Regions from separate parts of the Homo sapiens genome. Here regions 1 and 3 are each linked to region 2. A link is a loop called in an ENCODE intact Hi-C map of the cell type or tissue named here. Cell type or tissue: gastrocnemius medialis. All regions are shown on one strand.

Region 1 (8,000 bases), 440 kb after region 2:
AAAATTATTATTATTATTTTTTTAGACGGAGTCTCACTCTGTCACCCAGACTGGAGGGCAGTGGCGCGATCTCAGCTCACTGCAACCTCCGCTTCCTGGGTTCAAGCGATTCTCCTGTCTCAGCCTCCTGAGTAGCTGGGATTACAGGTGTGTGCCAGCATGCCCAGCTAATTTTTTTATTTTTAGGAGATATGGGGTTTCACCATGTTGGTCAGTCTCAAACTCCTGACCTTGTGATCGGCCTGCCTCAGCCTCCCAAAGTGCTGGGATTATAGGCATGAGCCACCGTGCCTAGCCAACAAGTTTAATTCTTGATCACATATAGCCCAGTGCAGATGTCCCTGGTTAGATGGTTCTGACGGTGCCTCTCCTCAAAGCAGTGAATTAGGAACCAAGGCTTTTAAAAATGTGTAGTGGCTCCTTGCATTCCAGCTCTCATCTACTCCAGCCTTACTTGTTGCTGTAATACACTGATGTGAGGTATGATGGAAAGCGTGAAGGTTCACGTGATTCCTTCTTAAGCACTTCACCTGGAAGTGACACCTATGACTTCTGCTCATATTCCAGCCATGCGAACCAGTCATATGGCCCCAGCTAGATGCAAATGCATCTGGGAAACGTAGTCCCTGTTTAGAAACTTTCCCAGCAATACCCTCATAGGATGGATGGCAGAATTCAGGAATCCATGGTGATTGTTTTCAGGGCAGGAGGAAAAGTGATCCAGTTCTGAGTATACGGTACCAGTAAGTAGGGATGGCATAGATGTCAACTGAATGGCAGGAGCCTCAAACAAATGGAGTTTTACTTAGAGTGAAGAGAGAATGACCTGGAAATGATACTGTATCTCTTAGTGGCCTTTTGGCTAAGACCAAGTGCAGCAATGATACTATGGATGAGGGAGAACATCAACCCCAAATCTCACCCTTAAGTATATGGGGTGAGAGAAAGAGTACTCTTGGTTCGATAGAACTGTAGGGAAAGGGTTGTCCTCTGAGGAACTTTTATTGAAGAAGGATCTAGAGCGTTTAACCTTGAGGCATAATGGAAAGGTTTGAGAAGGAAGAGAGTGATGGGAGTCTGGACCAAGGGAGAAGATGGATACAATAGTATAGGGATGAGACTGTGCAGAGGAAGCAGACCAGGAGAACTTACATATTAGGTGCTGAACAAGCATAGGTGGAATGTGTGGTGGGACGGATGTATTTGGTTACATAACTGAAAGACAATTGCCAGTCACGGTGGCTCACGCCTGTAACCCCAGTACTTTGCGAGGCCGAGGCGGGTGGATCAATTGAGGTCAAGAGTTCGAAACCAGCCTGGGCAACATGGTGAAACCCTATCTCCACTAAAAATACAAAAATTAGCCAGGTGTAGTGGCATGTGCCTGTAGTCCCAGCTACTCAGGAGGCTGAGGCAGGAGAATCGCTTGAGCCCAGGAGGTGGAGGTTGCAGTGAACTGAGACTGCACCACTGCACTCCAGCCTGGGCAACAGAGCGAGACTCTTAAAAAAAAAAAAAAAAAGCAAAAGAAAGAATTCTTGCAATACTCTGGGGGATGGCAGGTGGAACTCAGTTCTCTTGGCTGCCATCTAGATGGGTTATACTTCTGGATAATTAAGGTGTCTGGTAGATAAGAACATTACTTCGGAAAGAGCCATCCCTGTTTTTTGTGTTTTTTTTTTTTGCGAGTGAAATCTGTGGGGAATATTAGAAATCAGTGCTGGTAACTTCTAGAGAGGCTCCATCATGACAGGAGGCCCTCAGGGCAGGAAGGCCCACACAGGGAGGGGAAATGTGTTGATTGGGAGTGGTAAGACCACTCTGCTGCGGCCTACAAAGTGAAAGGATAGAATAAGGGAGATTCACCAAGGAGGCCAAGAGCAACCAGTCCTGGCGGGTGGAAGGAAGCCGGGAGAGTGTAGGGACACTGAAGCCAAAGTCAGCAGGGTCAAATGATGCAGGGAAGTCAAGTGAGACGAAGCCCAGAGTGTCCGTTTGACTTAGTGCACAAGTGATAAATGTCCTAAAGCCAAAGGCAGACCCATAAATAATCAAACACTGAATACAGTTTGGAGAGAAAAGAAGACTCATAGAGTTGCATCATCCTACTATAAATGTTATTTTTTTTCTGACCCCTTTATGTCTGTCTTATGTGACAACTTCTATTTTTCATAAATGAATTTTAGTAGCCATATAATTTAATCTAGAGGTGATTTTTTTCCTACCCACTGCTGCCTTATTCTATTTTCCTTAGATCGCTTATTTATAAATTTAAAACAGGAAGACATTGTCTAGTTGCATGCTAAATTCTGGTTAAATCCAAAGATGCCATACCTGTGCCATAGTATTATTAAAGCTATAGTCATCCCTGCCGTGTATTTCCCACACTATGAAATTTGCTTCAACGTCTTTAACATAGCCATTATCATCAAATCTGAAAGAAACAACAAACAGAAAGATACTAGTTTAATATAAAATAGAGGGGTTAAGAGTTCCAGCTTCTGAGTCAGAAGTGCTTAGGTTTAAATCCTGTCTTTATCACTTCATAAAGTGATAAAGTAACTCTGGGGGAGTTACTTAAACTCTTGAAGCCTTGATTTTTTTTTCTGTAAAATAATAACAGTACCTATTGTTTAGGTGTCTTTTGACAGCTGGATGAAATAAACAGATGTTCTTTCATTCAGCTCTCAAAATAAAACCTGATAGTAATGAAGGAGAAATGTTTTACTTTTTGGACATTTGGAACTCTAAGTTCTCTTCACTGGACAGGGTCCATCTGTTGATCAGGTGAGGGTAGCTTAGGTACTGCTGTCATGGGTGTTAGCAGGGAGAAAGACGGAAGGATGTGATGGATGGAGAAAGGGCAGAGCAAGGGCACAGCAGGATGCCCTGTTGTCTTTTAGCTCATATATTCATTTGCTGCCTATTATGTACTAGATGTACTAGAGAATGAAACCACAGAATTACTATGATGAGAACGGAGATGCTGCAGATCCCCCTAGGAGGAACCAGCTGGAAGGTGTGGCTGAGTCTGGAAGGATCAGTGGTGTCAGTAAGTCGAGGTGAGGCTGAGAAGCAGACGTAGCCTGTACGCTCCCTGGATCTATAGTCACACCTAGCCCATGCTCAGAGAATGCAAGACGACTTCTACCAACAGCAGACACCAGCAAGGGGAGTGCAAGATGGACCGGCTACCCCTGCCTTGATGCTACAGCTGGAGACACAGGTCCCATTGGGCTTATTTACCGCAAACTCAGTAAGTGTTCAAAAGAGCTGTAGTGCTTCATATTAATATTTTTCTCCCTGCTACCATGTGAACATAGAGGCTTGAAATCAGAGCTAAAAGTTCAATTCTTGATAAAGTCGTGCCTTTGCACACCAGAACTTGTGACCGTAAGAATGGTTACATGTTTTCCTTCTCCGTCAGTTACTCCCATATTTCTGAATGAAATTGTCCCCCATGCCTGTTGGGTAGAATTTCACTTAGGACCTTAGTGTCAGGCACTTGCTTCGAGGCTGCTGGCTCTGGGACTGTCGCCCCACCTTCTCCTTCTGGTAGAGCTTCTTGCTGCACTCACTGCTCTGTGTCTATCAGACAAAATAACAGGTCCTTGACAGTGTCTCCTGACTCACTGCCCCATCTCTGCTTCACCTCACATTTGTATCTGGCCTTCTAGGTCTGCTACAGCTTGCTAACACCCAACCCTTGTTATTAAAAGCATTTATTGTCCCATTCTCACAAACTGGGGACAAAAATTTTAAATGTCAAAAAGTGGTACCTGAGAAGTTATTTTCTTTCCATCCTATTTAGTTTTGAGACGTCATGAAGAGATGAACTCAGAAGGTTAGTTCTCAAACAGGCATGACTAGCTAGGGATTGGAGGATTGGTGTTTGGCTTCTTTTCTGATGGGGAGGAAGGCCACAGAGTATTCAAAAACTCTACTGAGAGCTCTGGGACCCTTTCGCAACAGACAAATGCACACATGTGCAGGCATACATGTATTTTTGTATAGTTTCAGAGATTTGGGTCAGGCTTTAGCAAAGCTCTAATTCTAGGAGCTTTGGAAAGAACAGAATGTTTGCATCTTCCAAAAGTCATCAGACTATTGAATTATTACCATTTATTGGTATTTTAGAGATGGGGTCTTGCTCTGTTGCAGAGGCTGGAGTGCAGTGGCACAATCATAGCTCACTATAACCCCTAATTCTTGGGCTCAAGGGATCCTCCTAACTTTAGGACTACAGGTATGTGCCACCACACCCAGTAAATTTTAAAATCTTTTGTAGAGATGGGGAGTCTCACTATGTTGTCCAGCCTCATCTTGAACACCTGGCCTCAAACCACCCTCCTGCCTCTGATTCCCAAAGCACTGGGATTACAGGTGTGAGCCACCATGCCTGGCCAGATTCTTACATTATTAAGAACTAGTTGCAAGCCATATGTTTTATTAAAAAAAAAAAAAAATCTTAATTGAACTGAGCTGGCATCTTTTGCAAGAGCAATATGCTACAGTGCCATCTAGTGGCAATAAGTGTAAATTACATGACCCATAATTTCTGGGTTTGTAAAGATCTTTTACAATGATGTTTAATTTATATCATTGAATATATTTGAAAAAATACTTGTCTATATAAGCATGGCTTATTTTCATGAATGTTCTTTAATGTAGGGTATAATACTAATTAAGCCTAAGAAATGCAGAAATGTTACTAGTTGGCAGCTCTTCCTTGCAATTTGTAACCTCCCCACAGTGGTAGTTCCATTTTGGGAATTGGGAAAGAGACCTCTCTGTGCACCTGCAAACCTATTAGACAAATCCTTGTGGCTATCCCATTGTATTAACCACGACTTTAATTTTCTGTATTCTGATGCCATAACTTCTGGGGCCTTGCTGACTCTAGGGGGTCTGCGGAAGGTTAGCCAATTCCTAGAGATAGTAACCAACTCTTCCAGGAGCCCCTGCCTATGAAAGGGGGTTCTTTATTAGTAGCCCTGGGCTACTATCCTCCTACCCTCATCACCCCAGAGGCAGACACACTACAACCAGGGAGAGTCCCTAGTCCCCAGAGCCCCATTGAAATTATTCAAAGTAGCCAATTTCAAACATGCTTACCCTGCCTCTCCTATTCCTTCCCACAGAAACTGCAATAAGGCTCTGCCCACATTTCCCCCTCACTCCCTCTGCCTCCTGACTGACCCTGATGTTTCCATGTGTGGCCCCATGGAGCATGCCTTGCCCCCAGTTTCTAGGGATCTGTATGTATAATGCACTTCCTTCCTGATGGCCATTTCCGCGTCTGTATATCTTACCGTACCTGACTAAAGCGAATCCTCAGGACCCTTAAAACACCCAGAATATCTGTTCCTGAACTCCCTGCAGGGTAACAAAGAAATCCTGCCCCACTGTTTCCTCTAGGGCTGCTTCTGTGGCACTGAATTCTAGTTTGGGATTGGAGCGTGATAGACTCATCATCAAATGCTAGTAAGTGTGGGGCAAGCCCTGGGACTCTGAATCCAGCTGTGATGACTTGGGTTCCCAGCTAGATCACACTCCCAGGGCTGGCTTCCTTCTTATGAGTGTTGGACAGTCAGTCTATTGTCCTTTTATCGGTAAAACTCTGCCGAGCCTTGTACCTGAGCCATTCCCTATAACGTTAAGGCATTTATTGTAATCCAGAGACCTAGACTATGGGCTAATTTCCCGGTGGCCACCCCTGCCGCTGATTCTCAAAGCTTGATTGATTCAAGTCTGCCAGAGTCTCAGAGTGAGCAGCTAAATTCACCTCTGATGAATACCTGATCGGATACCTGGTTTTCAACTATGTATACTATAATTCAGTGGAACTGGACAATGGACCTTACCCATTTGTCCCTCTGTCGTTGACCTCTAGTATTCAGTTCATTATCTTAGGATAATTGGAAGTAAAAGGTTTTATCAAGTGATTCCTAGTAGCAGACAAATAAGTTATTTCTAGAAACAAGTGCTGCCACAAAAATCCCAAATAGTGCTGTTCCAGTAGACTACTCTCCCACCTCACCCTCTCCCATCCCCCACTTGTCCTCTCATCTGCCCCTTGACCTCATAGAGATTTCCAGTTCCCCAATTCCTCCTTCCTTCCCCTTCCCCTTCTTCTCCTTCCCTTTCTCCCCTTCTCCTCCTTCTCTCTCCTTCCTTCCTTCCGTTTCGCTCTGTTGCCCAGGCTAGAGTGCAGTGGTGCGATCTTGGCACACTGCAACCTCTGCCTCTTGGGTTCAAGCGATTCTCCTGCTTCAGGCTCCCAAGTAGCTGGGATTACAGGCGCCCACCACCCACGCCCGGCTAATTTCTATGTTTTTAGTAGAGACGGGGTTTCACCATGTTGGCCAGGCTGGTTTCGAACTCCTGACCTCAAGTGATCCGCCCACCTTGGCCTCCCGAAGTGCTGGGATTACAGGTGGAGCCACCGCGCCCGGCCCTCCCTGCTTTCTCACACAGCATTTCTCTCTTGCCTTCTCTTCGTTCCCTACTCAGCCCAGTCTCATGGCTAATCATCTGACCCCCAGTTATATTTATCCTATTTTTGCTGGTGAGAAATCTGTCAGTCTAGGTGACATTCCATTGTAGGTAATCTGTCTTATTTATATGACAGCGTATGTGATTTTCCCTTTTTCTTTACTGTTTTATGGCTTCATTCTGAGGTATCTGAGACTTCATGCCAATCCTCAACCTTCTGACTTGGGCCTTAAATTCTGAAAAGTTTTCATATTTTATTTCTTTTCATTGAATGTTGCCTCTCTTTTCAACGCATTTTCTGTAATTTCCCCTTCTGGAAAAAATTATTAAGCACATGTTGAAATTTGTCCTTCTGCTGAAATTGTTTCTTACCCTCTTTCTTATTTCTTTATCTGTTTACCTATTTGTATTGCATCCTGGTTAATTTCCACATCCCTCTTTTTTCAGTAATTCTCTCTCCACCTATATCTAATCTGGTTTGTAATTATGTCTAAAATTTTGAATTTAATGACTACATTTTCATGTCTAGAATTTCAAAATTTTTAAAATATGCCTACTTTCTTTTCATAGTCGTATTATTTCCTTATGATTTCTATTTTATTTTTCCTCTTTATTCATTTTTGAACACATTTTCTATATTATTCAGATTGTTCTGTTATTTTTAAGCATTTGCTTTGTGTGCTCATTTTTCAACTTATTTTATCTGCTGACTCGCCCTCATGGGGGTCCGTTTCCTTAAATGTTTGTAAATTTAGATGATCGATTCTTTGATGGTGGTGACTTTTCCAGTGAGGATCCTATATCTCTGGATTTGATGATCGATTCTTTGATGGTGGTGACTTTTCCAGTGAGGATCCTATATCTCTGGATTTGATGATCGATTCTTTGATGGTGGTGACTTTTCCAGTGAGGATCCTATATCTCTGGATTTGATCGATTCTTTGATGGTGGTGACTTTTCCAGTGAGGATCCTGTATCTCTGGATTTGCTTCTCCAGTTACCTTTGTTTCAAGGGGTTTGCTTAGGGGTTTCAAGGCTAGTTGATAGTTTTTAGCTTCATTTTTCATATGGCACTTTCTGTGACTAAACTCTATTCCTATTAGGTATAAGTTCAGATCCATAGGAGGCCTGAGGTGAACATTTTGGTGGACATCTCCCATTCTTATAGGAGGTATGTTTTTGCCTACAAATTCATGTAGGTTACAACCTTCCTTGTGACTGACCTGGGCATTAGCAGAGTTTTCTAGTCTCTCTCTCTCTCTTTTTTTTTTTTTTTGGACTAGGTAGCTCTTAATATATCCTGAATTTGTGAAAGAGCCTCTTGGCCTCACAGGGGCTTGAAAACCCAGCTTCCAATTTCTAGCTCCATTATCCTGGGCCAGTAGCCCTGGATCGCATAGGTAGGCTGAAAAGCATTGCTCTAACTTTCAGTTCTCTCTTCGCTTCTGAGAGTCCGCCTTCTTTCTTTCAAGCTTAGTTATGTACAAAGTATTTTTGTTATGTTT
Region 2 (8,000 bases):
GGGCCAGGTGAGCCCTGCACATGTCCAGATGGTATCCGGATGGAGCTGGGATCCTGGCCACAGTGGAGGAAACCGTATTGCTAACAGTTCAGCCTCAGGAGTAGTGAGGATCCTAAAGGTGAGCTAAGAATAAAAGAGACAGCGAGAAGGAGCACAGGTCAGGAAAATATGAGGCCATTAATTCTGAGAAAGAGATCGAGGTCTGTCTGCAAAGGGAGACAGCTGAAGAGAAAAATGTAAAAACACTGAAATAAGTGAAAAGAAAGTTACAGGAGATAGGAAAAAAATTCATAGCTTAATGATGAAAATAAAAGAAAGAAGTTTAGAAATAAGAAAACAAGACATTAGACAGGAACTAGAAAATGAAACAAAAATATAACATAATTGATAAAATCATATATAATATTAAGGTTGGTTAACCTATTTCTACTAAATGAAACTTTGAATTAAGTGAATTGATTGAAGATTCAAGTAAAGCTTTTAGGCCAGGCTGAGGCAGGGCAATAGGGTCTGGAGGCAGGGATCCTAAGGCTATTTCACACTGACTTCCTAGAACTAAATTGAAAGGAAAACCCTAACTTTCCAGCCTAAGTAACAAAAGGACCAGAGGCTACTCCCTTTGCAAACTCACTACCTTTTCTGGTAGGCAGATGGGAAATTGGCTGTCTGCAACAAACCAGACTGACTGCGGGTTGAGTCTTCGTTTGCATCTTTGTTCACTCCGGCCTCTGAATGGTTGCTGTCCACAACCAGTCAGACCGATGGCTGCTGTCCACAACCAGTCAGACTAATGGCCTGCCAAGTCTGTTTGCACAGAGGTATAACTTTGTAACTTCACCCTAGCCTCTGATTGGCTGCGAAAACCAACTCCTGTTTGCACAGGGGTGTGACCTTTGTAACTTCACTTCAGCCTCTGGTTGGCTGCTTTCTGCAACCATTCAGACTGACTGTGGGCTAGCACTTCATTTACATGAGATGGACGTGAAGTGGCCAATGGAAAACTGCTAGCGGGTATTTGGACCCAAGAAGATTCTGCATCTGGACCCTGGAGCTGCTGCTCTGGCCCACTCCCACACTGTGGAGTGTACTTTCATTTTCAATGAATCCCTGCTTTTGTTCTTTTGTTGCTTCATACTTTGCTTTGCTTTGCTGGGCATTTTGTCCAATTCTTTGTTCAAAATGCCAAGAACCTGGACAACTTGCAGTCACAACCCTCGACCAGTGACAAGGCAAGGTGGCTCACACCTGTGATCCCAGCACTGTGGAAGGCTGAGGCGGGAGGACCACCTGTGTCCAGGAGTTCAAGACCACCCTGAGCAATACAGTAAGAACCTGTTTCTACAAAAAAATGTAAAATTAGCCAGGCATGGTGGTGTGTGGCTGTAGTTCCAGCTACCCTGGAGGCTGAGATGGGAGGATGACTTGAGCAGGTGAGGTTGAAGCTGCAGTGAGCTCTGTGATGCTGCCATCACACGGCAGCCTGGGTGACAGAACAAGACTCTGTCTCAACATAAATAAATTCAATTAAATTAAAGCAACCTTTTAAAACCATTTTTAACATTATTAAAATTATTAAAGAATTTAAATTATTGAAGTTATCTTTTCAAAAAACTATTTAAAAAACTGAAACCAAGCCAGCCATGGTGGCTCACACCTGTAATCCCAGCACTTTGTTGGGGCTGGGTCGGGGGAGGGGGTACCGAGGTAGGTGGATCACTTGAGGTCAGGAGTTCAAGACCAGCCTGACCAACATGGTGAAATGCCATCTCTACTAAAAATACACAAACACACACACACAAATAGCCAGGCGTGGTGGCAGGCGCCTGTAATCCCACCTACTAAGGAGGCTGAGGCAGGAGAATCCCTTGAACCCGGGAGGTAGAGCCGAGATGGTGCCACTGCACTCCAGCCTGGGCAACAGAACGAGACTCCGTCTCAAAAAAAGTAAATAAATAAATAAATAAATAAATAAATAAATAAATCCAGCCTGGGCGACAGAGTGAGACTCCGTCTCAAAAATAAATAAATAAATGATAAAATAAAATAAAAAACTGAAACCAATGTAGTAAAATAAAATTAAAATCGTTTTTTAAAGTTTAATAATTCCTTCTTTTGTTAAGTTTTTGGAGTAGAGAAAAAACATATAAACTCGTTTTGCATATAGTAATGGGCTGGTTATCACTGGCTCCTCATAGGCAAAAAGTCCTGATTTGGATCCTTTTTTATTTCCATTGTGGTTTTATTTCCATTGTTCCAAGATCGATTTCAAGCTGCCAATTACAAACATGAAATCACTAAAGGTGGAGTCTGGAAGAAATGACAATAGCATACCATTATATGGTACATCCACCACACATACACTAGACACAAATAACCTCAAAGTATGAGTAAAATATAATAAAGTAATTACGAAGTGGTAAATTGTATTTATTACAATTACCTTTCTTTTTGTCATTGTTAATAAAAGCATTTATTTTGCATTTAATACAGAATAACCTGAAAAAATATGGAACGCTTCACAAATGTGTGTGCCAGCCTGTGTAGGTGCCACGCTCATCTTCTCGATGTTGTTCTGATCTTAGATAAGTGCTGCTGAAGAAAGCACCCTTGTTTTTTAATATAACTGAATTGTCTATATAATTTATTTCTAATATAAACTAGCTTTAACAATAGTTTGCAGAACTCCTGAAATTTAGCCATTAGCTCTTGTGAGCTGGGATAAGTCGGCACGGTCTGGCTCCAGCACACCACTGACGCTGAGAGTCAAAATCACTTCATTCAGACAGCTAAAGAGGCCTTCCTGGGGCCGTCCCTGCACGGGTTCATCTCCTCAACAGCGAGAGTGGCCAGGAGCAACTCACTCAGTATTCTACCATGTACACAAAACAGAAATCAAATACTACTCTTGAAAATAAAATGTTGTCCCTTTGAAAAATAATTTTCTTCCTTTTAAATCGATTTCATGGGATTAAAAAAACGCTAACTCCTCAATTTTGGTAGGCTTTTGAAAGAAAGTGAAAATCAACTGTTCCATATAAAGTATTTAAAATATGCTGAGACATTTGATTTCTTTTTCTTTCTTTCTTTTTTTTTTTCCTTTGAGACAGAGTCTCGCTCTGTCGCCCAGGCTGGAGTGCAGTGGCATAATCTCGGCTCACTGCAACCTCCGCTTCCCAGGTTCAAGCAATTCTCCTGCCTCAGCCTCCCAAGTAGCTGGGATTACAGGTGCCCACCACCATGCCCAGCTAATTTTTTGTGTTTTTAGTAGAGACAGAGTTTCACCATGCTGGCCAGGCTGATCTCAAACTCCTGACTTCAAGTGATCCGCCCGCCTAGGTCTCCCAAAGTGCTGGTATTGCAGGCGTGAGCCACCGCACTCAGTCAACATTCGATTTCTTTTGTCAACGTAGATGTCTTATATTGATAAGAAGTACAAACTAACTCCAAAAGCCTTTATGGTTACAAGTATTAAAAATGTTTTTCTGTACCTGTGCTATATATATAGTAGTGGGCATAGGAGTAAGACTATTTGGAGCAAATGAGCCCCAATAAGGTGGCCCAATCGTGGTGTCATCATTTAATTATGTATAGCATTTGGACCACTTAAAATGTTTGACCCGGGGAAGCTTGGTTCTTGGCAGGCTGGCATTTAGTGGGTGTAGTATCAAGTTCCTGACACAAGGGGGAGCCAGTGCCATTGAGCTAGGCTGTGACTTCAGTTTAAGGGCAGCCTAAGGTCAAAAACACCAAAGTGAAGACCAGATTCAGAATATTTCACACAATTATAAGAGACAAAAAAAAATAGGCAAAACATTTTACCTGCTCTATTAAATAGCTAATATTATGCTAAGGATAAGAGAACATTTAAAGCAATCCAAAAATGTCTAAGGACAAAGCAGGATCTGAAAATGTTTTCATTCATTTAACAAATATTTGAACCCTATGATGTGCTGGTATCGTTTACAGAACAGCAGAGAACAAAATAAAGACCTCGCCCTTACGGAGGGCATTTTTCACACATGTACCTTATTTTGGAAAAGCCATGAAATGAAGGTAAAATAATGACGAAATCTCTTTCTTCAGCAGAGCTATTCTGTTCAAAAAAGGCCTCTTTTATCCAAGGTCCCTCTAATCAAGAGATCGTGTCTCCACTGCTAAGATATGCTTCCTGAACACCTGGTTCTAACTTGCTGCAGTGTTATTTCTTATATAGTCCTATGTGCTAGAGTTTGTAGCCCCCTAAAAAACTCTGGATCTCCTGTATATCATTAAAAACAAAAGCTCTACAAAATACTGGATATTACAGAGTGACTGAGAAACAATTTAACCACACGGTCACTTTTCATGTGCCATGGCGCAGGCACTCCGCAGCATTGCGATTACTATGAATTAGACAAAATCCCTGCTGTAATGGAACTTACAATCAAGGGAGTGAAAGAGTAAACATAAATAAATCTAAGCGAATTTTAGGTAGTGATAAATACAATGAAGAGATCAGCACCATACCCATGATTGTCATAGCTCTATCAGTTTGCTAGGGCTGCCATAACAAATTACCATAGACTGTGTGACTTAAACCACAGAAATTGATTTTCTCGGTTCCGGAGGCCAGAGGTCCCAGATAAAGGTGTCAGCAGGTCGGCTGCTTCTGGGGCCTTCCTCAATTTGTAGGCGCCACTTTTTCTCCCTGTGCCCTCACCTGGTCACCCCTCTGTGCGCGAGCATCCCACTGTCTCTCTGGGTGTCCAAACTTCCTCTTCTTAGGAGGACACAAGTCAGATTGGATTAGGGCCCACCCCAATGGCCTCATTTTAACTTAATCACCTCCCTTTTGTTTGGGCTTTTTAACTTAATCACCTCTTTAAAGACCTTATCTCCAACTAAGGTTTCATTCTGAGGTATACTGGAGGTTAAGACTTTAAAACACGAATTTGGAGGGGACGTAATTCAGCCCATAACAATAACAATAATGACATCTTACAACTTACTGCCACCACCAAGCTTGCCTGGCCACCATTCCCTCTTGCCTGCACCACTGCAATAGACCACAGGCTGTCATTCTGCTTCTGCTCTTGATGGCCATCTCAATCCATTCTCACAGCAGCCAGAACAATCTTTTTAAAATGAAAATCATAACATGTAATGCCCTGCTTAAAACCCTTCAATGGCTTTCTGGTCAACTTCTTCCTGATCAACTGCACCGAGAAACTTCTTTTTCACAGCATGTAATGCTCTACGTCATTTGGCCCTGCCAACGTTTTTGGCTTGATCTTACACCACTCTCTAGCGACCTCACAGGTACACTATCCTCTTTGCTTTTCTCCAGCATCCTAATCCTTTCCCCTTCAAAGGGCCTTTATATTTGCTCTCCCCTGCTTCACACAGCTGACTCCTAATCTTAAAGTTCTTATCTCGAAAATTACTTCCAGAGACGCACTCCCTGACCAGAACGTCTAAACTATTCCATCCCACCTAAACACACCCCAATTCTCTAATGTATTATCCTACTTTATTTTCTTTATAGCACATTTTGTTACATCATCCTGTTTTATTTACAGTGTAGCATTTATTACTATTTGAAATTGTATTTATTACTTGTTTACTTTTCTATTATCCACCTTTTTCCTCTAAAATATAAGTTCCTGGAGGGCAGAGGCTTTGGCTTTCATTGCTATATTCTAACACCTAGAAAAAGCTCACACTTAATAAGAAATCAAATATTTGTTGAGTAATTCATGTTTGTGTGTTTGTTTTTTATAGACAGGGCCTCACTATGTTGGCCAGGCTGGTCCTGAACTCATGGGCTCAATCGATCCTCCCGCCTCAACCTCCCAAAGTGCTGGGATTACAGGCATGAGCCACCGTGCCCAGACAATAATTAATTTGTAGAACACTTTATAGCTTGAAAAATGCCTTTCACTTAAACAGTACTTTCATATATATCCACTCATTTAATTCTAATGTCAATCTATATTATATTCCCTATTTTAAAAATAAGGAGACTAGAACTTTGAGACGATATCTGACTCGCCCTGCTAGTAACGTAGCTAGTCTGGGGCAAAATTGGAAATTGGTCCTATCCTCTGACTCCTGGACTTGTCTCTCAGCACTTTTTGCAATAACATCTTAGAACAAATCTTGATGGCGAGTGTGATTCAAGGTGAAAAGTAGTGGCAGAGAAAAAGACTCAGGTGCAGACCAGATCCTATGCTGTCTGCATATTTCACCAAGAGGCCTTGGTCATAACAAGGGTTCCATAAATGTTTACTGAATTAATAGACTATGGCATTTTTCTGTGTTGGGAAAGGCCTAAGTAATTCTAAATTCCACATTGCCCAATGGCTGCCGACTGCCCAACAAAATGAGAACAAGCCCACTGTCCTGGAATTTCCTTTTTAAAAATAACACCAAAACGCCGCTTGGCAAAAACCACAGTAATAACATTCACAGGCAAGATTGACCAACGGATGCTACTTGTGGGCCAGAGTTTGAGGGGAATCAATATTTGCACAGTCTTAAAGTATCTCCTCCAAGGTATTTACCAAATACAAAAGGAAAATTCATAACTTTGCTGTGGGGAAACCTGGCAGACACTATCTTAAGCAAGCAATTAAGGTTAACATCATCAGTACTAAAGCAGAGCAACATCATGTATTCCCTGACATGATGCTCTGAGAAGGGCACAAACTCACTTGTGTGTAGTATTCTCGCCAAAAATATACTGGCTCAATCTAATCACAGGAAAATATCTGGCAAACCCAAACTGAGGGACATTCTAAAAAAGAATTCAGCAGGATTTTTCAAAAGTATCAAGGTGATGAAAGAGGAACTGTCACAGACTGGAGGGCTAAAGAGACAAGACAACAGCGCAGGACAGCGTTCTGCACGGATCCTGGGAGAGAGGAGGGAATTCGTGGGAAATTGGTGAAACTCCAGTACATCTCTAGTTCAGTTGATGGTACTGAACCAACGTTAATTTATTGGTTTTGATCATTGTAGTGTAGTTATGTAAGATGTGAATGGGGTGAAGGATACACAAACTCTTTTTTTTTTTTTTTAAGAGGCAGCGTCTCACTCTGTTGCACTCTGAAGTGCAGTGATGCCATCATAGCTCACTGCAGCCTCGAGCTCCTGGGTTCAAGCAATCCAACCACCTCAACCTCCTGAGCAGCTGGAAGCACTGTGCCACCACACTTGGCTTTTTTTTTTTTTTTTTTTTTTTTTTTTTTTTTGTAGAGACAAGGTTTCATTATGTTGCCCATCCTGGGTACTATGTTTTTGCATTTATATAACTCTAAAATTATTTCAAAATAAAATGTTTTTTAAAATACTGGATAGTATTTCACTGTGTAAACATATCACATTTTCCTTATCCATTCATTCGTTTGGACACTTAGGTTAATTCCCTATATTGGCTATTGTGAATAATGCAGTAAATAAGGGGGTGCACTGAAAAGATTAAATTTCAAAATAATGGCATACTAGATTCCTTTTTTCTCTGTGGTCAAGAAATGGAAATTTCTGGTTAATCAAATATTTTTAAAAGAGTTACCACTTTTACACAATATCAGGGATATTAGCCATTTACAATGTAAGATTTTTCTCAAGGTGTTATTTATCTCTTGATTTTATAATTCTTTTTTGGCTTGAAATTTTATTATGTAAAATTTTATTAAATTTTAAAATCTTTCTACTTCTGGCTTTTGTTTTGAGTTATTTTTCCTACTCCAAGTTTATAATGGAATTCATTCATATTTTTAAATACTTAACAAGGTTTTGTTTTAAACCTAGATACTTGTTGCACACAAACTTTATCTTACTATACAGCATGAAGTACAGACCCAATTTTATATTTTTCTAAATAGCTATCCAGTTAAATCTATGTTTTCCTCACACATCAGAGATGCTATTTATATCCTATATTAACTTTCCATATGCACTTGGAACAATTTCTGGATTTTCTATTTCATTGATCCATTATGCCATACTGTTTTAACAAT
Region 3 (8,000 bases), 240 kb after region 2:
TCGCAGATGCGTGCTCACTTTGTAAAAGGTCATCTAGCTGTACACTTATGATTTGGGCACTGTTCCCTGTGTATACTTTATTAAAGATGTACTCTAGGAAGATTGAACCTGTGTTAAATCCCAGTCCCTAATCTAAGCGTAGTCTCTTCATAATTTTGTTTTGTTTTGTTTGGAGATGGAGTCTCGCCCTGTTGCCCAGGCTGGAGTGCAGCGGCACGATCTTGTCTCACTGCAACCTCCACCTCCTGGGTTCAAGCAGTTCTCCTGCCTCAGCCTCCCGAGTCACTGGGATTACAGGCGAGCACCAACTATGCCCGGCTAATTTTTGTATTTTTGGTAGAGATGGGGTTTCGCTGTGTTGGCCAGGTTGGTCTTGAACTCCTGACCTCAAGTGATCTGCCCACCTTGGCCTCCCAAAGTGTTGGGATTACAGGCGTGAGCCACCACGTGCGGCCTCATAATCTATTTTTTGGGAGTCATCTTTTTGCTTTATTTTGGTTCGAAGAGCTATACAGTCATATGCCACATAGCAATGTTCCTGTCAAGGATGGACCAAATATACAAGATTATATTATTATAAGATTATAATCTTAGAATCCCATAAGATTATAATACTGTATTTTTACTGTACCTTCTCTATGTTCAGATATATTTAGATACACAGATACTTACCATTGTGTTACGATTGCCTACAGTATTCGGTAAAGTAACATGCTGTACGGGTTTGTAGCCTAGGAGCAATAGGCTACACTATACAGACTAGGTGTGTAGTAGGAGGCTGTACCATCTAGGTGTGTGTAAGTACACTCTGTGATGTTCACACAACTACGAAATCGCTGAATGACGCATTTTCCAGAATGTATCTCCATTCTTAAGTGACACATGACTGTACACTTTGGGAGGCCAAGGCAGGAGGATTGCTTGAGCCCAAGAGTTGGAGACCAGCCTGGGCAACATGGCAAAACGCCATCTCTTAAAAAAAAAATAGAAAAATTAGCTAAGTGTGATGGCATGCACCTGTAGTCCCAGCTACTCAGGAGGCTGATGTGGGAAGATCACCTGAGCCCGGGGAGGTTGAGGGTGCCGTGAGTTGTAACCACGCCACTGCACTCCAGCCTGGGCAATGAGTGAGACTCTGTCTTAAAGAAAAAAATAAAAAGAATTAAATCATGGATTCTATCTTGTAGGAGTTTAAAATCAATTTTTGCCATAATCTTCATCATTGGGAAGTGGTCACTGCATTCTCTCATCCATCCATGGGAAGTGGTCACTGCATTCTCTCATCCATCCATTCATTCCTCAGCATTTGTGGAGAATCCACCACCTCTCTGTTGAGAGGAACAGCATTTCTGAAACCTGGAGTAAAGGTGAGAGCTACATTTTACTTACCATTTACAGGCCAGGAATGACACTAAGTTTTATATATCTTTTTTTTTTTTTTTTTGAGATGGAGTTTCGCTCTTGTTGTCCAGGCTGCAGTGCAATAATGCAATCTCGGCTCACTGCAACCTCCCCCTCCCAGGTTCAAAAGATTCTCTTGCCTCAGCCCCTCTAGTAGCTGGGATTACAGGCATGAGCCACCACTCCTGGCTAATTTTGTATTTTTAGTAGAGACGGGGTTTCACCATGGTTGGGCTGGTCTCGAACTCCCGACCTCAGTGATCTGCCCGCCTCAGACTCCCCAAGGGCTGGGATTACAAGCGTGAGCCACCACACCCGGCCTAAGTTTTATATATCTTTTCTCATTTAACTCTCACAACAACCTTATGAGGTTAATATTTATTATCCTTATCATCCATATTTAATGGAAGAGAGAAGGGAGGCTTAGGGAGGTTAAATAATTTGTCCACACTCACATGAGAGTGGCTGAACTAGGAGGCTGCCTCGGTGCTGTAGAGGCCAGGGCCCCTTTGCTTAACTGCTGCATAAGCTTTGGGAGAGGACGTGGTGGAGGAGGCGTCCTGGACGCAGCAGTGGGCCTCTGGGACCTGAGGCGGCAGGGGCAAGAAGCAGCCTGGACTTTCGGGACCCTATGGGGGTACTTAACAGAGCCAGAATGAAATGTGTTCCCAAAGCTCTGGGGAGTGTCCTTGAATGAGAAAGGCTGGGTTTTGGCTCTGGAGATGAGGCATGGGGTCCATAGAGAGAACCAGGGCTTAGCAAAAAGCCATGGTGTCCACCGAGCGAGGATTCTTTCGCTGCAGCTCTCCACATGTGGTCCTGGCGGGTCCTCCTGTCCTCTTTTCTTTCTTCACCATCAAGCAGCAGTCCACCTCGGCACCACCCACATGCTATCACCGCAGCAGGAAGGATCTGTGATTCCAGGGCGCCACTAATGAACTAGTACGCGAAATCTCACAAAATAGTCATGTGTATACACACATACACACATACTGTGTGTATCACAGCATCACACTTTTGGGCCGGCTGGAAAGGCACCAAAATGAAATAATACCAATCAGAGCTAAAGGTTAGGATTTACTGCTGTGTTATTTATTGCAGCCTTGTAGAAAAAACCAAAAACTCAAAGCATCTTATTTTCTCAGCCTGTGAACAATTCATAAACGTTTTGTTTCCTCAGCAATACAAAGCATCTGAGGTCTGTGATTTATTAACAGGAAGAAGTTGTTCTTCCCCTTTGAGAAAAGATAACGATTACAGGAGAGCTGCTTTCTCACCTGAGAGGTAGGGCCGTTGAGCCTCGCCTAAGCTCGTATCACTAAGATTCTGTGACCCGCAGCCCTTTCCACACCACAGGTAAGGAAAGACGGCTCTTAGATTACTAGTCGTGACTGGCCTCACCACCCCTCCCCAGCCTGGGCCCTGCAGAGGCCGTCTCTCACTCTGTGTTGGCCCTCGAAGGCTGGCCCGTCGCTGTGTGGTTCTCAGTCCATCCATAGCCCAGTGACACCTTTCAGGGAGGCTCCAAATAGCTCTCACGTGTTTCTCTCCCTCCGCCAGGGGGCTATCGTCTCATTAGGAGACCACCACAAAAACTTTTCACCTCCATTCTCCACACACTAAGTCTTGAGGTTTTTGGGCTGAGCACTGTGGCTCATGCCTGTAATCCTAGCACTTTGGGAGGCCAAGGCAGGCAGATCACTTGAAGTCAGGGGTTCGAGACCAGCCTGACCAACATGGTGAAACCCCTGTCTCTACTAAAAATACAAAAATCAGCTGGACGTGGTGGCGGGCACCTGTAATCCCAGCTACTCAGGAGGCTGAGGCAGGAGAATCGCTTGAACCCAGGAGATGGAGCTTGCAGTGAGCCAAGATTGTGCCATTGCACTCCAGCCTGGGCAACAGAGCAAGACTTCCTCAAAAATAAAAAAAAAAGTTTTAAGGTTCTTTTTACCGTGGTTTATGAGGCTTTGTTCTAATAACTCAAATAAATTGAAGCTTATCTTAAAAGAGGATAAAACTACGGTATTTTCAGTGTATACCCTGTATGTACACATCACATGTTGGACCCGACTTTCCAAATACGATTCGCCAGCATTGGCACTCACATATGTAGCTCATGATCAAAGGGCGATGAATAATGTTGCTTCATCCCGAGACTCAGGTGGCGTTACTGAAGCATTTAGCATCCCCCTTTCATCAGTGCCAGTGCCGCAGATGCTGCGGGCAACAAATTGTGCGCCCTAGTGGTCCACACGAGTATTTCTCATTACAATATTAATTGTAAAGTGTAAAAACCAAGTTACAAAAACCCACCGCGTTTTTATGTTGCTGGGGGAAGATTCCACAAATTTCTGCCATCTACTTTCTTTATACTCTTTTAAAGCTTTTTTTTTTTGGAAAATAAAACATAAATACAGAAAATCATACAAAAATGAATGTATAGCGTAATGAAGGCAAACACCCTTGTAACTACCATCCAGGTCAAGGAATAGAACTTTGCAAGCCACTGAGAAGACCATCCACGGGCCCCACCCCTATCACGTCCCAACCACCACCGCCGCCAAGAAACCACGAAGACAATCACTTGGTCGTGTTTCTTTATAGTGAACACCTGGGACTCTATGGTTGTCCAGTTAAAAAAGTCGTGGCTGGGCGTGGTGGCTCATGCCTGTAATCTCAACACTTTGGGAGGCTGAGGCAGAGGTGGGAGACCAGCCTGAGCACCATAACAAGACCCCATCTCTATTTTTTGAAAATTAGTTATGATTTTAAGTCTCCGAAGCTACAAGTTTCCCCTCTCTTTCTTATTCTGACAATTTATCTGTTGAAAAACCTGAATCCTTTGACCTGTGAAATTTCCCACAATCTGGATGTTGCTGATGAAGTATTCTCGGTGGAATTCAATGTGTTCTGGATTTCCTACGATGTAGCAGCTGGATCCCAAGGTATGATGAGACTTAGGTTCAGACTCTATGGCAAGACTAAGTCACTACTGGATCTTGAATCAGGAAGCACAAAACGCAGGTCAACTCTGTTGCTATGTTAATAGTCATGGATGCCTGATGCCTAAAGCCATTAATCCACTGACAATTACAAAATTGTAATACTCTAATTCTACCGCTTTTTTTTTCATTTGTTAGTTGCAATACCTTTTTTTTTTTTTTTTTTTTTGAGATGGAGTCTCGCTCTGTTGCTAGGCTGGATTGCAGTGGCATGATCTCAGCTCACTGCACCTCCAACTCCTGGGTTCAAGCGATTCTCCTGCCTCAGCCTCCCGAGTACCTGGGACTACAGGTGTGTGCCACCAAACCTGGCTAATTTTTGTATTTTTAGTAGAGACGGGGTTTCACCATGTTGGCTAGGATGGTTTCGATCTCCTGACCTCGTGATCCACCCACCTCAGCCTCCCAAAGTGCTGGGATTACAAGCTTGAGCCAACGCGCCCGCCGGTCTATTAGTTGCAATACTTTCATAAAGAGATGCCTCCTCTCATCTACCATTAGGTTACCCAGTGGTACAATCCATGTAGGAAAGTTGGGAAAAGTACTAGATTCTTTTCTCTCGTAAGTTTTCTAAGATAAGGAATGGGTCCCCCACCCTCCTCTCCCGGGAAGAGAATTGGTTCCCTAGCATCCTCCAAATGTGATGATTAAAAATGTTTGAATATAATTAAGAACTTAGGGATTTAAACATATTTGATCATTTTCAGTCCCTTGGAATTATTGAAGCATAAATTGTGTCATCTTCAGTAAGTGGATGCCTTTTCCAACTGGCTCCTGAATCCTTCTTACATGGCCCTAGTAGTCTTCGGTAGTTTTGTTGCTATCTGATGTGACTAGATGATATGACAAAGGTCAAAATGTATATTTTCTGCCCCAAACTGGGAATCAGTCATTTCTTCATGAAGCATTTGTTTCTTTTAGTGGGAAATGGTATTTGAAGACGGTACTCTGGGCATAAAGATGCTGGCTGCTACTGTGCTGGTCGTTGCTTTGCTTTTGGGCCTTCTCAGTGAAGATTTTGCATATATAGACACATGAAGAGAATAGAATAGAAAATACCTCATGCATTCACACTGATACTTTACATTCAGATTCAGAACAGCAAGGAATTTTACCTAACCTCTACATCTTGAGAATCCTGTATACACATTCTTCCACGTTGAAAATATGATTCTCAAAACCAAAATCTAGAATGGAATCAGAATACCTCATCTTGCGCATTTGATGTGTCCGCATTACTCATAACAGTGTCGGAGCTGCAATACTAATATTACCATCACTAATATAATTACTAAAAAGGTTTTTTAAAAAGCTTTTTTTCTGTGTGCTTGCTCACACATTTTTAAATGTGTGTGCTTGCTCACACATTTTTAAATGTGTGTGCTTGTTTTTTTGTTTTTTGTTTTTTTTGAGAGGGGGTCTCGCTCTGTCGCCCAGGCTGGAGTGCAGTGGTGCCATCTCGGCTCACCGCAACCTCTGTCTCCTGGGTTCAAGCGATCCTCCCACCTCAGCCTCCCGAGTAGCTGGGATTACAGGCATGCACCACCACACCGGTTAATTTTTGGATTTTTAGTAGAGACATGGTTTCACCATGCTGGCTAGGCTGATCTCAAACTCCTGACTTCAAGGTGATCCACCCACCTCGGCCTCCCAAAGTGCTGGGATTACAGGTGTGAGCCACCACACCCAGCCTTTAAATGTATTTGTAAATGTTCTTGTCCCATTTTTAAAAATGGCAGTACTCAGCTGGGTGCAGTGGCTTACACATGTAATCCCAGGACTTTGGGAGGCTGAGGTGGGTGGACTGCTTGAGTGCAGGAATTTGAGACCAGCTGGATAACATAATGGCATTCCATCTTAAAAAAAAAATTGCCGGGCATGGTGGCATGCACTTGTAGTCCCAGCTACTTGGGAGGCTGAGGTGGGAGGATTGTTTGAGCCTGGAAGGTTGAGGCTACAGTGAACTGTGATTGTGCCACTGCACTCCAGCCTTGGTGACAAAGTGAGACCTTGTCTGAAAAATATTAAATGAAAAGTGAAAAAATGGCACTACTATACACTATCAGAGCATGTGGTCATTACAAAGTATACTCACTCCCTTTTAACTCTTAGTCTTAATTCCACAAGTAACTACACATTTAATAGTTACCGCTAGTTTTTATTTTGATGTCTGAATAGAGCAAAAGTTCTATTCAGGTCAGGTTCATTTTCTTTGTAAAAAGAGGAGGGAAAAACAAGACCAGTTGTGCCCATGTTGAGACGGTTTACACATAGTAGATAACAATGGCATTGTATGATGCTACTTAATACATTTCTTGAGCTCTTTTGCACATATATGTTGGAGAATTTCACATTGATGACCCACCATCCCATCTTTGTGGTTGCTGTTAATGGTGGTTAGGACAGTAGGGAAAAAGGTCTACTTTCTCCCTTCTGTTACGCTAGACCAGTTTCTCAACCTCAGCACTTTTGGCATGTGGGGCCGGATAATTCTTTGTGGTGGGGGTGCTGTCTGTGCCTTGTAGGATGTGTAGCAGCGTCCCTGGACTCTACTCACTAGATGCCAGTAGCACTCTTCCCCCTAGTCGTGACAACCAAAAATATCTCCAGACATTTCTAAATGTCCCCTGGGGACAAAATTGCCCCTGGCTGAGAACCCTGCACCCGGTTGCTGTTTTGACGCTCATAGATTGGACACGTTGCAGTTTTAAGCAGTTATCCCTGAGTAAAAGGGACTATTACAAGGTTCAAAGTCCAGACTAATGCGCTCTCATCTTCAAGCAATATTAACATTCCTTGACAGGAAATTTGTAGCAGAGAGCTAACTTTGTAACAGTTTTCTTTTTTTTTTTTTTTTGAGATGGAGTCTTGCTCTGTCATCCAGGCTGGAGTGCAGTGGCGCGATCTCGGCTCACTGCAACCTCGGCCTCCTGGGTTCAAATGATTCTCCTGCCTCAGCCTCCGAGTAGCTGGGATTACAGGCTCGCACCACCATGCCTGGCTAATTTTTGTATTTTTAGTAGAGACAGGGTTTCATCATGTTGGCCAGGCTGGTCTCGAACTCTTGACCTCAACTGATCCGGCTGCCTTGGCCTCCCAAAGTGCTGGTATTACAGGGATGAGCCACTGTGTCCTGCCAACGATGATCTTTATTATAATAATAGCTAATAGTATAATAATTAACGTAGTATAACATATTCACGCAATTCACAAAACAGTTTTCACTTATACTATTTATTGAACTAAGTGGGGATTCTTAAATCTTCCTACTCTAAAGATGAGAAAGCCAAAGCCCAAAGCAGTGAAGTGTCTTGCACAAGGTCAGCATAACAGTAAGCAGCAGAGTGAACGACAGGTTCTTGATCAGGCTCTCATCTTCATTAACTGTGTCTTGGATTATTGTCTGTCCTTAATGCACAAGAATAGACACACACACATGCAAGTTCATGCAGACAACCTTTTTCTTGTTGTTGCTAACCTTTTAGAATGGCTCTTACAATTTCCATGTAATTACATTTTATTCCAACAATAAGCCAGGAATCCACCATTAAGGGAGGTTCACGATGTTATTGCATATCCTACCACCAGGTGTCG

The links. Hi-C counts contacts between places; a loop is a spot of excess contacts. Peaks named below come from ENCODE experiments on the same cell type or tissue, not always from the same donor. Only the 100,000 strongest peaks of a DNase experiment are listed, where the experiment ranks them.
Region 1: a loop joins it to region 2, with 9 times the contacts of the local background. A loop is called at or near these places in 90 of 110 quality-filtered maps.
Region 3: a loop joins it to region 2, with 11 times the contacts of the local background. A loop is called at or near these places in 92 of 110 quality-filtered maps.

Annotation. Positions count from the first base shown.
Region 1 is chr1:244,600,129-244,608,128 of GRCh38, reverse strand. It overlaps CATSPERE (catsper channel auxiliary subunit epsilon), which reads right to left. Exons shown (of 22, transcript NM_001130957.2): 18 at 2,335-2,434. Among named protein-coding and RNA genes, the nearest start is that of DESI2, 49 kb to the left of the region's middle. RefSeq lists an enhancer at 7,892-8,000. In gastrocnemius medialis, a CTCF peak has its summit at 4,529 (motif pointing left); no DNase peak of the experiment used is centred here.
Region 2 is chr1:245,038,533-245,046,532 of GRCh38, reverse strand. All of the region lies in intron 3 of DRC8 (dynein regulatory complex subunit 8), which reads right to left. It also overlaps the pseudogene RNU6-999P. Among named protein-coding and RNA genes, the nearest start is that of EFCAB2-AS1, 72 kb to the right of the region's middle. RefSeq lists an enhancer at 1-3. In gastrocnemius medialis, a CTCF peak has its summit at 3,669 (motif pointing right); DNase peaks (open chromatin) are centred at 785 and 3,662; H3K27ac peaks cover 473 bases.
Region 3 is chr1:244,797,000-244,804,999 of GRCh38, reverse strand. It overlaps LOC107985372 (a long non-coding RNA gene), which reads left to right and starts at 1,228. Exons shown (of 5, transcript XR_001738568.1): 1 at 1,228-1,367. In gastrocnemius medialis, CTCF peaks have their summits at 3,430, 3,633 and 7,985 (motif pointing right); no DNase peak of the experiment used is centred here.